Linked DNA regions of Homo sapiens: all the other regions are linked to region 3. The links are chromatin contacts, found by Hi-C in ENCODE. All regions are on one chromosome and are shown on one strand. Each heading gives the region's core, a stretch centred on a gene start or an enhancer-like site at or near the end of the contact. The rest is flanking DNA. Distances are from core to core; before and after follow the strand shown.

Region 1 (3,581 bases), core at 607-3,106, 350 kb after region 3:
ATAACACAAATCTATACAGAAAAGTACAGGATTTGGAGCCAAACTTGCATTTAAATTTTTCTGTACCACTTACCAATTGTGGGATCTTGGACAAGCTAAAATCAACTTCTCTGAGTCTCAGTGTGCTGAGCTATAAAATGAGGACAATAGTATCAGTCTTGTAGAGTTATGAGTTAGTGAGGTATTTGTAAAGTGGCTTATATAGTAGATACTCAAATGGTACTTTATTTTCATTATCATTGTGTTTAAAAGTGCTTGTTTCTACTGATGGGCATTTCAGTAACATCCTATCACTAACTGAGATAATTTTAAAGACTAAAATATCCTATTTCATGGGGCTGGCCATAATGAGTGATATGTTTTTTCCTGTTTTATTAAGGAAAATTCTAGAAACCATCATCAAAGTTTCTAGAGACAATCATAGAAAATAGAGAATAGAAGAGCACAGAACATATTTTCAGTCATTCATTTATTTGAATCACCCACATCCTATGTGTAATACCAATTCCAAAGGCAGCCAACTTCGAGCTGTAAAGCTGATTAACTTACTTGAGTACCTTCTACTTGTTTCCCTTGACATTTACCAGTGCCGCCAGTCTCAGAATGTTTTTACTTCACAAGAGTTATTTTATTTAATCTTTACAGCAGTCTGTGGGACAGATATTATCTCTTTTTATATTACCAGATGAGGAAACTGAAGCTCAAAAAAGTTAAATAACTTACTCGTGGTCTCATACTATGTAAGCAAACCCATGTCAAGAGCCACACCATTAGCTCTGTTCCCTCATCTGCTACCTTATGGGAACCTGTGCACTTTCAGTGTGGGAATCCAGAAGTGGTCTCTGCCACCAAGAAATTACAGTCTAGTTAAAGAATAAAGATACAGAGCAACCAAGCAGTAAGAGCAGAACAAGAAAATAGATGAAAATAAGAGCTAAAGCGTATGTAGTGCTTGTTAATACATCTGGTACTTTTCTAAGCATTTTACCCATGATAATTCATTTATTTCTCACAGCTACCCTATAATTATTGTATTTTTCTTTTCTTTTCTTTTTTTTGAGAGGGTCTTGCTCTGTCACCCAGGTTGGAGTACAGTAGCACAGTCTTGGCTCATTGGAACCTTTGCCTCCCAGGCTTGAGCGGCTCTCCCACCCCAGCCTCCTGAGTAACTGGGACTACAGGCACACACCACCATGCCCAGATAATTTGTGTATTTTTTTGTAGAGATGAGGTTTTACCATGTTGCCCAGGCTGGTCTCAAACTCCTGAGTTCAAGTGATCCACCCACCTCGGCCTCCCAGAGTGCTGGGATTACAGGTGTGAGCCACTGTGCCCAGCCTAATTATTGTCTTTTACAGATGAGGAAACAGGCACAGAGACTTTAAGCAACTTGCCCAAGGTCACTCAGCTAATAAGTGGCAAGGCTGGGATTTGAACTTTGGCATTTCACATCCAGAGTACGGGCTTATCACCATTTTGCTCTACTGCCTCTTTCAGCGTTTGCTTTGCAGGCTTTGCATAAACTAGTTTAGGGAAGAAATTTGTGGGTGATGGCTTCGGGAGGATCTGAGGCTGTGAACAATGGTCAGTAGCTTCATTGTTTCATTTAAGAAATACTGAGTGTCTCCTGTGTGAGAGGCACTTTGCTGGGCGCTGGAGATGCCAAGGTGAATGAGTGGGATAAGGGCCCTGGGGTAGGCTTCTGGGAACTTAGAGTCTAGTGTAGAGAGGCAGAAAATAGACACACACAAAGTAATTTTGTTTTCTGGAAAATGCTACGAAGGAAAAACACAGATGAACAGATTTGGCATAGCGAGTGTGGGCCTCTCTTGGGAGTTTTTGTTTGACCTGAATGATGAGATAGGAAGGAGGAGCAACAGATTCACTGTGGGGGAGGAAAGCACCTCATGAGATCAGCAAAGGAGGTCAGCTGGGCCAGGAGGGTATGAGCAAGGCACAGAGGCGTAGGAGGGGGTTTGGCGAAGTGGGCAAAGGCTGCTGCATGCAGCCTTGAGGCCAGGGGCAGGAGTTTGAGTTTTATTCCAAGATCAGTGGGAAATGGTTGATGGGCTTTAAACATGGGTGTGACACAGTATGTTTTATGACCTTAAAAAAATCATTCTGGCATATGTGCTAGGTAGATAGTAAATATTTGTATAGCAACAACAAACTTCATACTGTTTTTTTTTTATTATTATACTTTAAGTTTTAGGGTACATGTGCACAACGTGCAGGTTTGTTACATACTGTAATGTTAAAGGGAAGAAAAGTTAGAAGACTAATGAACAGTCTTATAAATACATTTGTTTAAAGAAACTATCAGTATGGAAAAAAAGACTGGCCATATACACACAAGAAAACATTAATACTGGTACACTGTTCATGGTTGGAAGAGTTTGCTACTGTTTTAGCACAATGCTCATGCTTTTATTACTTAGTAATTTTCCATTCAAAGCTTGTAGTCATAGCTAACCTTTCTGGTTGACAACACTTCATTATTGAGCAAGGGATTTTTTTTTTTTCTTTTTGGGCTTATTTTCCTAAAAAGCAACATGCTAGGGACTTCACAGGCAGAATTTTATCTCTGCCCTTTAGTGACACAGTGTAACAGCATGCTGTTTTACTGTATCTGTGTGGCAGTATGAGGAAACCAAGACTCAGAGGACTTAAGTAGCATCCCCAAAGCTACACAATAGTAGGTTGTAGAGCCCAGATTCTCACCTAGTCCAGTCTGCCTCCAGCTCCTGGGATCTAACTATTGCCTCTCACTGCCTGCTTTTAAAGGGCACTCATTTCTTCCCACTTGCCAGGGCTACAGGCTGGCAGACCACTGGCTGAATCTGGTCCCCAATCAGGTTTAGTTTGACCTACCATGTGCTTGGAAAAAAAAAATAAACAATTTTAAATTAGTTTCCAATATTTAAAAATTGAGAAATTTTATCTGAAAATTCAGATTATTTATTTTCCTGAATAAATAATGAAAGAACTTGGCAATACAGGGTCCACACTTCCATGCAGAAGGGAACGGCTGGAGCTGAATAGGGGCTGCCTTCTTTAGAAGGGGTCGGCATTCTTCATTTTGCAGCAGTCCTCACCCAGCCTGCTACACTCATTTCCTTTTTCAGCCCTACCCCTCTGAGCACTTGAATTTGAGACTTAGGCTGTGGGAATTTGTTCAAGGAATCTGTCATTACTTTTCCTCTAGCAAGCGCTTAGAGAAATGGAAAGGCATTCCAGATGGCGAATTTCTTGGTCCAGGGCTCTCATGATTCCATGCCTGTATTCTCTCACACCTCTGGGTCTTTGCTCAGGTTTTTCCTTCTGCCTGGCAAACTTATAGTAATTTCTTCCTTCACCAGGAAAACTTATAATAATAGTTCAAAACCCAGCCTTCACTGCCTCCAGGAAGCCTTCCTTGACTTAGGGTCCTACACTCTGTCCCCTGTGGCATTCTATGCTTATCTCTACCCTAGAATTTATTGCATTACATTGTGCTGTATTTATCTCAGTGTCCCTAGCCTCCAGAGCAATGTTTAAATTCTAACATTAATAACTTATTATATATTTTGATGGGTGGATGA
Region 2 (3,422 bases), core at 503-3,002, 430 kb before region 3:
ACATATGTACAAACATTTTACAAAAAAGAACATTACCAATATCAGTGGCAGTAAGGGCAAGCTGAAGAATAAATAGACTGAGTTTCCGGGCAATGTCTGTCCTCAAAGACATCCAAACTGCGTTCAGGCAGCTGAAACAGGCTTCTTTCCCAGTGACAAGCATATGTGGTCAGTAATACAAACGATGGTAAATGAGGCTACTACATAGGCCCAGTTAACAAACTCCTCTTCTCCTCGGGTAGGCCATGATACAAGTGGAACTCATCAAATAATTTAAACCCAAGGCGATAACAACGCTATTTCCCATCTAAACTCATTTAAGCCTTCACAATGTCGCAATGGATTCAGTTACTTGCAAACGATCCCGGGTTGTCATACAGATACTTGTTTTTTACACATAACGCTATGCCATCCCTTCCTTCACTGCCCCAGTCAGGTTTCCTGTTGTTGGACCGAAAGGGGATACATTTTAGAAATGCTTCCTTCAAGACAGAAGTGAGAAAGAAAGGAGACCCTGAGGCCAGGATCTATTAAACCTGGTGTGTGCGCAAAAGGGAGGGGGAAGGCAGGAATTTGAAAGGATAAACGTCTCCTTTGCGCCGAGGAATCAGGAAGCGTGACTCACTTGGGTCTGGGACGATACCGAAATCCGGTACCCCACCCCATCCCCTGCCCCGCCGGGTACCTACAAGCTCGGTTCCTTTCTCAACTCCCCCAGTTCCTTGATCTCCACCTTCTTGTACTTCCCCGACTTTCTCCGGTTGGTGATCACCAGGACGGCCATGCCGGCGACGAGGGCCACCACGACCACCACGATGACGGCGATGAGGCCGGCGGTGAGGCGCTTCATGGAGAACTTCGGGGGAATCTCGTCCAGGTAATAGATGAGCGTGCGCTCCACCTGCAGGGGTTCTCCGCGCACGCGCAAGTCCAGGCCGCCGCGGCCCTGGAATAGAGACTCGCCCTTGATGTCCCTCTCGAAGTAGTAGGCGGCATCGCCGATATCCACGTCACCGGCGGCCTTCTGAGACGTGTTCTGCCGCAGCTCGATCTGGATGGTGGGCTGCTCGTAGTGCACGGCCGCCACGAACTTGGGGTGCAGCCGATAGCGCTCGCGGAAGAGCCGCCTCAGCTCGGCGTCCAGGTCTGAGTGGTTGAAGGCGCCGGCGGTGGGGCGGTGGCGCAGGTCAATGAGGATGTGGTGGGTGCGCACCAGCTCATCGCAGCGTAGGCTCAGGTCGCCCTTGTCCGTGCGGCGCACGCCCACCGAGTTCACGCACCAGCACACCGACGTCTGGTTGCACTGGCGCGCCTTGAAGCGGCCCTCGGGGTCGCAGTCGGGGTCGTAGAGGCCATCGTTGTCCACGAGCGCGTGCTCACTCGGCCGCACCAGCGTGCGGGCGTTCTTGGGGGCGCTCATGCGCGCCTTGAGCAGCAGACACTTGGAGGTCAGCGTGGAGCAGTCGACCGCCATGCCCGAGCCCAGCGCGCGGCACTGGCAGCGGCCGCCGGGGCCGTCGGGGCTGCACACGGTCATCTTGTTGGTGGGACACGTGCAGTTGTCCTGCGCGGCCGTGTGGCCGGTCACCGCCGCCAGCACCAGCAGCAGCAGCGGCAGCCGCAGCGGTGGCGGCGCGAGGCCGGGGCCCCGAGCCATGGTGGGGCGGAGGAACGCGGACCGGACGCGGGCGGATGAGGCGCGGGGACTCGTCGGGGCTCGGGCTCCGGCGTCTGGGATGGTCTGCAGGCGTCTGCCGCCCGGCCGCTCCCTCCGGCTCTTATACTCTACCCGACCTGCCCGGCTGGTTCCACCACCGACCGTCCCCACTGGTATTTGGGTGACACATCCCGCCCCCCTCCCCGTCCCACGGAAGGCCAAGCCGGCCCTGCGCCGCCCGCGATAGGATCAGAACAGGGAAGCTGCTCCCGCCTCCTCCGGACCGAAAGCCGGGAAGGGGAGAACCGATACTCACCTGTAGGCTTCTGGGGACCCGCCCTCGGCGCGGCCTCCTGCTACAGACCTGGCGCGTCTGGGCCGCTCTCCCGGCAGAAAGTCTAAAGAGTTTCATTGCAAAGTGTGGCTCGCGACTGTCGCGCTCTCCTCTATACGCGACTCCCTTTTCGTTCTTTCCCAGCCCCAGCCCTCCCTTAATTTCTCTCACTCCCTCTCTTCTTTGTCCAGTTCTCACAGTAGCACACGTTTATATAGTTTACAGTTCACAAACATTATCTCATCCTAACACCAGTCCTGACAGGTAGGGACTATCAGACCCGTTTTATAGGTGGTACTGATGAGGCTTAAAGACCTGAAGTCACACTGCTATCAACTTCCTCATATTTCTGAGAGGGGTCTTTGGCACCCTGCCTAGGAGTGATGAGACCTTAAATAAAGTGTTTGTGGACACGAAGTGACACAGAATCTGAAGGGAAGTTAGGGAAGCAGTTCTGTTACTCACCATATCAAGGGTAAAACACAGGTATCCTGGTGTCCAGAGGGTTAAAAGTTCTGTTAAACACTAATTTTCTGTACCTCACACAAGCGCACACACACAGGCACACACGCACATAATATTTATTTGTGCACTGGCTATAAAGAGACAAACAGGAACAAATTCTTAAAGAGCCAGCAAGACTGTAAAGAGTTTTTTGTACAATTTGATTCTAACACAGCAAATCGTTGCTTTTCTTTTCCTGTATCCCACGTAAGTAGCTGAACCATGTAAATAATGAAAGAATGGAGCCTGTGAGAAATTGCTTGTCTGCCACTGTGTGGCTAGTTTCATGGCATACAGGGGTTGCAATCTCTTTTTGAGTCATTGAGAAAGTCTAGAGTTTCAAAGCTGTGGTAAAATTAACAATAATTAGCAAGCTATAATTATTCCCAGGTCCTCCATCAAAGCACATTTTATATGTTCAGCATTTAATGTGCACCACCAGTCGTGCAAGGGTGTTGTTTAGCAGATGAAAGCCAGCTGGGCCTCTGTCCCATTAATTTTCACGCAATTCCTGAGGCAGGAAGATTGAAATATATTCTGCCTTGACAGACAGAGGAAGCAGAGACATGTGAGGGACAATTTCTTTTTTCTTTTTTTTTTTTGAGACGGAGTTTTGCCCTTGTTGCCCAGGCTGGAGTGCAATGGCGTGATCTCGGCTCACCACAACCTCCGCCGCCCAGGTTCAAGCAAGTCTCCCGCGTCAGCCTCCCGAGTAGCTGGGATTACAGGCATGAGCCATCAAGCCTGGCTAATTTTTTTTTGTATTTTTAGTAGAGACAGGGTTTCTCCATGTTGGTCAGGCTGGTCTCAAACTCCTGACCTCAGGTGATCCGCCCACCTCAGCCTCCCAAAGTGCTGGGATTACAGGCATGAGCCACCACGCCCGGCGAATTTTTTTTTTTTTTTTTTTTTTTTTTTTTTTTTTTG
Region 3 (3,538 bases), core at 357-2,856:
TGGTGTTGCAAGTCTCTGAGTGCTTCAGCATCTCTCATTGGTTTCCTTAGCTCTGTCCCTATCCCTATAAATTGTTGTCCCTTCATCAAATCCCACTTCCAAGTCCGCGCTGCATGAGCCTTCTTTTTCTTGATCATAACTAGTCATGCTGAGAACTTACCCGATACCAATTACCATTTATTGAGTACCTACTGTGTACTTGGGGCTTCAAATGCATTTTTTTTTCCATTTAATTTTCACCACAGCTCCATGAGTTATGGACCATTTATATCCATTTCAGGAATCCCAAAAACAAGGCAGGCATACATTTAACATAGATGTTAAGTAACTTGCCCAAAATTATATAAGCCTTTTGTCCAGAGTTACACAGTTAGTCAGGAGCAAAGTTAAAATTCACACCCAGGTCTCTGGACTCTAAAACTCATCCTCTTTCTGTTGCTCTGCGGTCACTGAGTCAATTCTTATAAATGCTTAATTTGTCAGACTCTGGAAAACCAGTAACGGTAGCAGTAGTAAAATCTCTAGAGGAAGAGGGGATAGGGTATTCCGTGGAGGCTATAGGTCTTCTTGAGGAATGGTGGATCTTTAAGTAAAAGTTCCAGAACTTTGCCATTCCTGCATTGGTGGAAAACGCAATGGCAGGTGATTCACCAAAATATCCCTTGCTTCACAATGTGCAGTTCCTCTGTGGAGGGGAACTTAGCCCTTACTGAGTTCAGAAAGAAGAAGAAACTCATCCATCCAAGACCCACAGCAGAAAGCATAAGGGTTTATTTATAGAGAAGAATTTTATTATTTTTAAAAATCACTTGTGGGCTTCTGCACCAAAGCGTAGGAAAAAGCATGTGTTGGTTGCCAAGGGTCAAGGGAAACCACCTTGTTTTCTTGACAGCGCTGTGGCTGAAACAGCCCTTCCCAAAAACAATACGTTGGGGGAAGAAAGGCAAAACCAGTGGGAGGCCTGAAAATGCTGTGGTTTGCTTTTTATTTTATTTTTTTCCAGTGTCTTTGGGGCTGAAAAAGGCAGTGGAATGAATTCCACAACTAGTTTAAAATGCAGTGCCTCTTGCACTGGGAGCTCCGGGGGCTGCCCTCACATGACTCATGCCTTCCCCAACTCACCTCAGACCTCTCGTCCAGGCCCATCTGTCAAGGATAATAACAACAACACAGAAGTGATGCTGCCTTCACCTCCACCGTAGACTGCAGCGGCTCTTTCTGTTTCCTAAAACTCTTTCATAGTCTAACAAAAATGGCTGCCTTTCTCCTAAGTGCCAGGCTCCTTACTCTTAGGATTTTATCTCATCTGAACCACAACCTTTTGGAGACATCATTGTTATGCTCATTTGACAGATGAAGGAAGCCAGGCTCAGATGATTAAATACCATGCCCCAAATCACACAGCAAGGAGACAAGCTGAGATGTGAAGTCGGTGGTCTTATGCTTCAGAACAGTTCTGGGAATTCGCATTGTCTTCTCATTTTCCGAGGAGGAAACCAAAGTAGAGAGGTGGAGAGGATACTACAGACCAGGGCTCAGGGTGGCCCAGGCAGTGCTATCTCCAGGCACATGGTTCTGTCTCCTGAGGCTGTGACTCATGACGGTGCCAGACCATCAGCTAGACAAACCGCCACCCACTGGGCCACTCCAGCCAATTGCAAACCTTTGGCTTCAGAACCAAACATGTGTCCACATTGGCTCGGATATATCCACAGCCTTGCCTTGTAATGCCATCGGGCCCTCTGTATATTTTAAAAGCAGATGCCTCAGACCTCCAAAAGGCCAAGGGTTGCTTCTCGAATCTGACCTAAAAGGGCCTAACCTCAAGGACAGATCTGAATTCACCTGACATACAGCCCCAGGAGGAATCACAGAGAAAATGCTCTTACCTGGAACACCTCTACACAGACTGTTGCTGTCCTGCATGCTGCTTGCATTGAACTATGTCATTCACCAGCTGTGTGTCCCCAGACAAGGTACTGAACCTCTCTGAGCCTCACTTTCTTCAGAGGACCAGTTTAAGTTTTCACAGTCAGGAATTCATTCCTTCTAAAAACCTGTGCTAAGGAGACATGGCAAGGTGTTCTGGGCCTACAGAGACATGGGCAGAACTGGGGCAGAAGAGCAAAATGGATACTAAAGCTCTAAACCTGCCCACCAAGGTTCATAGTTTATTTTAAATTGGGGCTGTTTTGTGCCATTGCAAAGGAGGGTGAATATGCTTACAGTTATAAAATTCTGCTCTTCTTTCACAGAATTTCAGAGTAGATGGGTTGGTACAAGCTATCTTGTCTGACCACCTCCACATGGTATAGAGATTAAGGCCAGGAAAGGGAAGCCCTGGCTTGACACCTCACAAGGGCTTGAACCCAGACACAGTGCTCTTTCCAATGAGGGTCACTGCCAATCTAAAGAATTCTCTCATCTGCATATTGGACTAGGAACCTCTAACTCATAGCACTTTTCTGAGGATAATAAGAAAAAAGGGATAGGAAAATGTTTTGTACACAAATGCAGTACATGTCTGACAAGAGGTATTATTAATTTCAAATAGTCATGTGATGCTTCTTCAGTGACGCTGAAGAAGGGACCTGTGGCAGGGCTTCTAGGAGGTATGGCTCAACAAGTGTGCTTTAATTTGTCTTTAGTCAGTATACTGACATTATTTAGAAAGTTTAATCAACGTTGAAGGTAGAGAATATCTGATTTGTTTGTCAAAATGAGTGCCTGCATGTTGAAAGTTATGGTTTACCAAGAGTCCCCAACCTGTATGTCTATAGGAACCTGGAGATTAAAGCCTGAAAGTGAGTGGTAAGAATTAAAATCTACCTCCTTCATTATGTTGATGGCTATTTTTTTTTTTTTTGAGACGGAGTTTTGCTCTTGTTGCCCAGGCTGGAGTGCAGTGGCGCAATCTCGGCTCACTGCAACCTCTGCCTCCTGGGTTCAAGCAATTCTCCTGCCTCAGCTTCCCGAGTAGCTGGGATTATAGGCATGTGCCACCACGCCTGGCTAATTTTGTGTTTTTAGTAGAGACATGGTTTCTCCATGTTGGTCAGGCTGATCTTGAACTCCCAACCTCAGGTGATCCCCCCACTTTGGCCTCCCACAGTGTTGGGATTACAGGTGTGACCCACCGTGCCCAGGCGGCTATTTTTTTTTTTTTTTAACTGCAGGGATGGGCTTCATATTTTCTTTAAACCTTGGGTGAGCCCATCCAAAAATGTATCTTCAAGTCTGATCTAGCCTGTGGGCCACCTCTACTATTGTAGGTGTTCATATTGTGTAGTTTCTTTCCTCTGCACTATTGGCATCTTCTTCCCTTTGTCCAATGGACACCATGACCATGTTACCATGACTTAGCCCTGAGACCAGGGTGGCAGGCCAAAGATGTTGGAAGGCAGAAAGAACACACACCCATCTGGTGGCTTAAGGTTGGATCTCAACTCTGCCTGCCATCTACTAGCTGAGCAAGGGACATAAACTCTCTGATCAAGCCTCGGTTTCATTTGTAAACATATATATATATACCCACCAC

The links. A loop is a pair of places that touch in the nucleus more often than their neighbours do. Pooled maps may share reads with other maps.
Region 1: a pooled map shows a loop between it and region 3 (3-fold over the local background). The contact joins two enhancer-like sites. A Hi-C loop is called at or near these places in 3 of 37 single-sample maps with no recorded cell type and 2 of 50 pooled maps.
Region 2: a map with no recorded cell type shows a loop between it and region 3 (5-fold over the local background). The contact joins the promoter of TACSTD2 here to the enhancer-like site in region 3. A Hi-C loop is called at or near these places in 4 of 37 single-sample maps with no recorded cell type and 3 of 50 pooled maps.

The regions. Positions count from the first base shown.
Region 1 is chr1:59,353,040-59,356,620 of GRCh38, forward strand. All of the region lies in intron 4 of FGGY (FGGY carbohydrate kinase domain containing), which reads left to right. Among named protein-coding and RNA genes, the nearest start is that of FGGY, 58 kb to the left of the region's middle. Within about 2 kb of position 1,857, at least 10 of the 41 ENCODE cell types and tissues checked have a DNase peak (open chromatin) inside an H3K27ac peak, as active enhancers do.
Region 2 is chr1:58,575,500-58,578,921 of GRCh38, forward strand. It overlaps TACSTD2 (tumor associated calcium signal transducer 2), which reads right to left and starts at 1,753. Exons shown (of 1, transcript NM_002353.3): 1 at 1-1,753. The coding sequence starts at 1,657. The coding sequence ends at 686. RefSeq lists enhancers at 521-1,216, 1,217-1,911.
Region 3 is chr1:59,007,190-59,010,727 of GRCh38, forward strand. No RefSeq gene overlaps it. Among named protein-coding and RNA genes, the nearest start is that of LINC01358, 12 kb to the right of the region's middle. RefSeq lists enhancers at 639-748, 1,019-1,068, 1,089-1,138, 1,179-1,248. Within about 2 kb of position 1,607, at least 6 of the 41 ENCODE cell types and tissues checked have a DNase peak (open chromatin) inside an H3K27ac peak, as active enhancers do.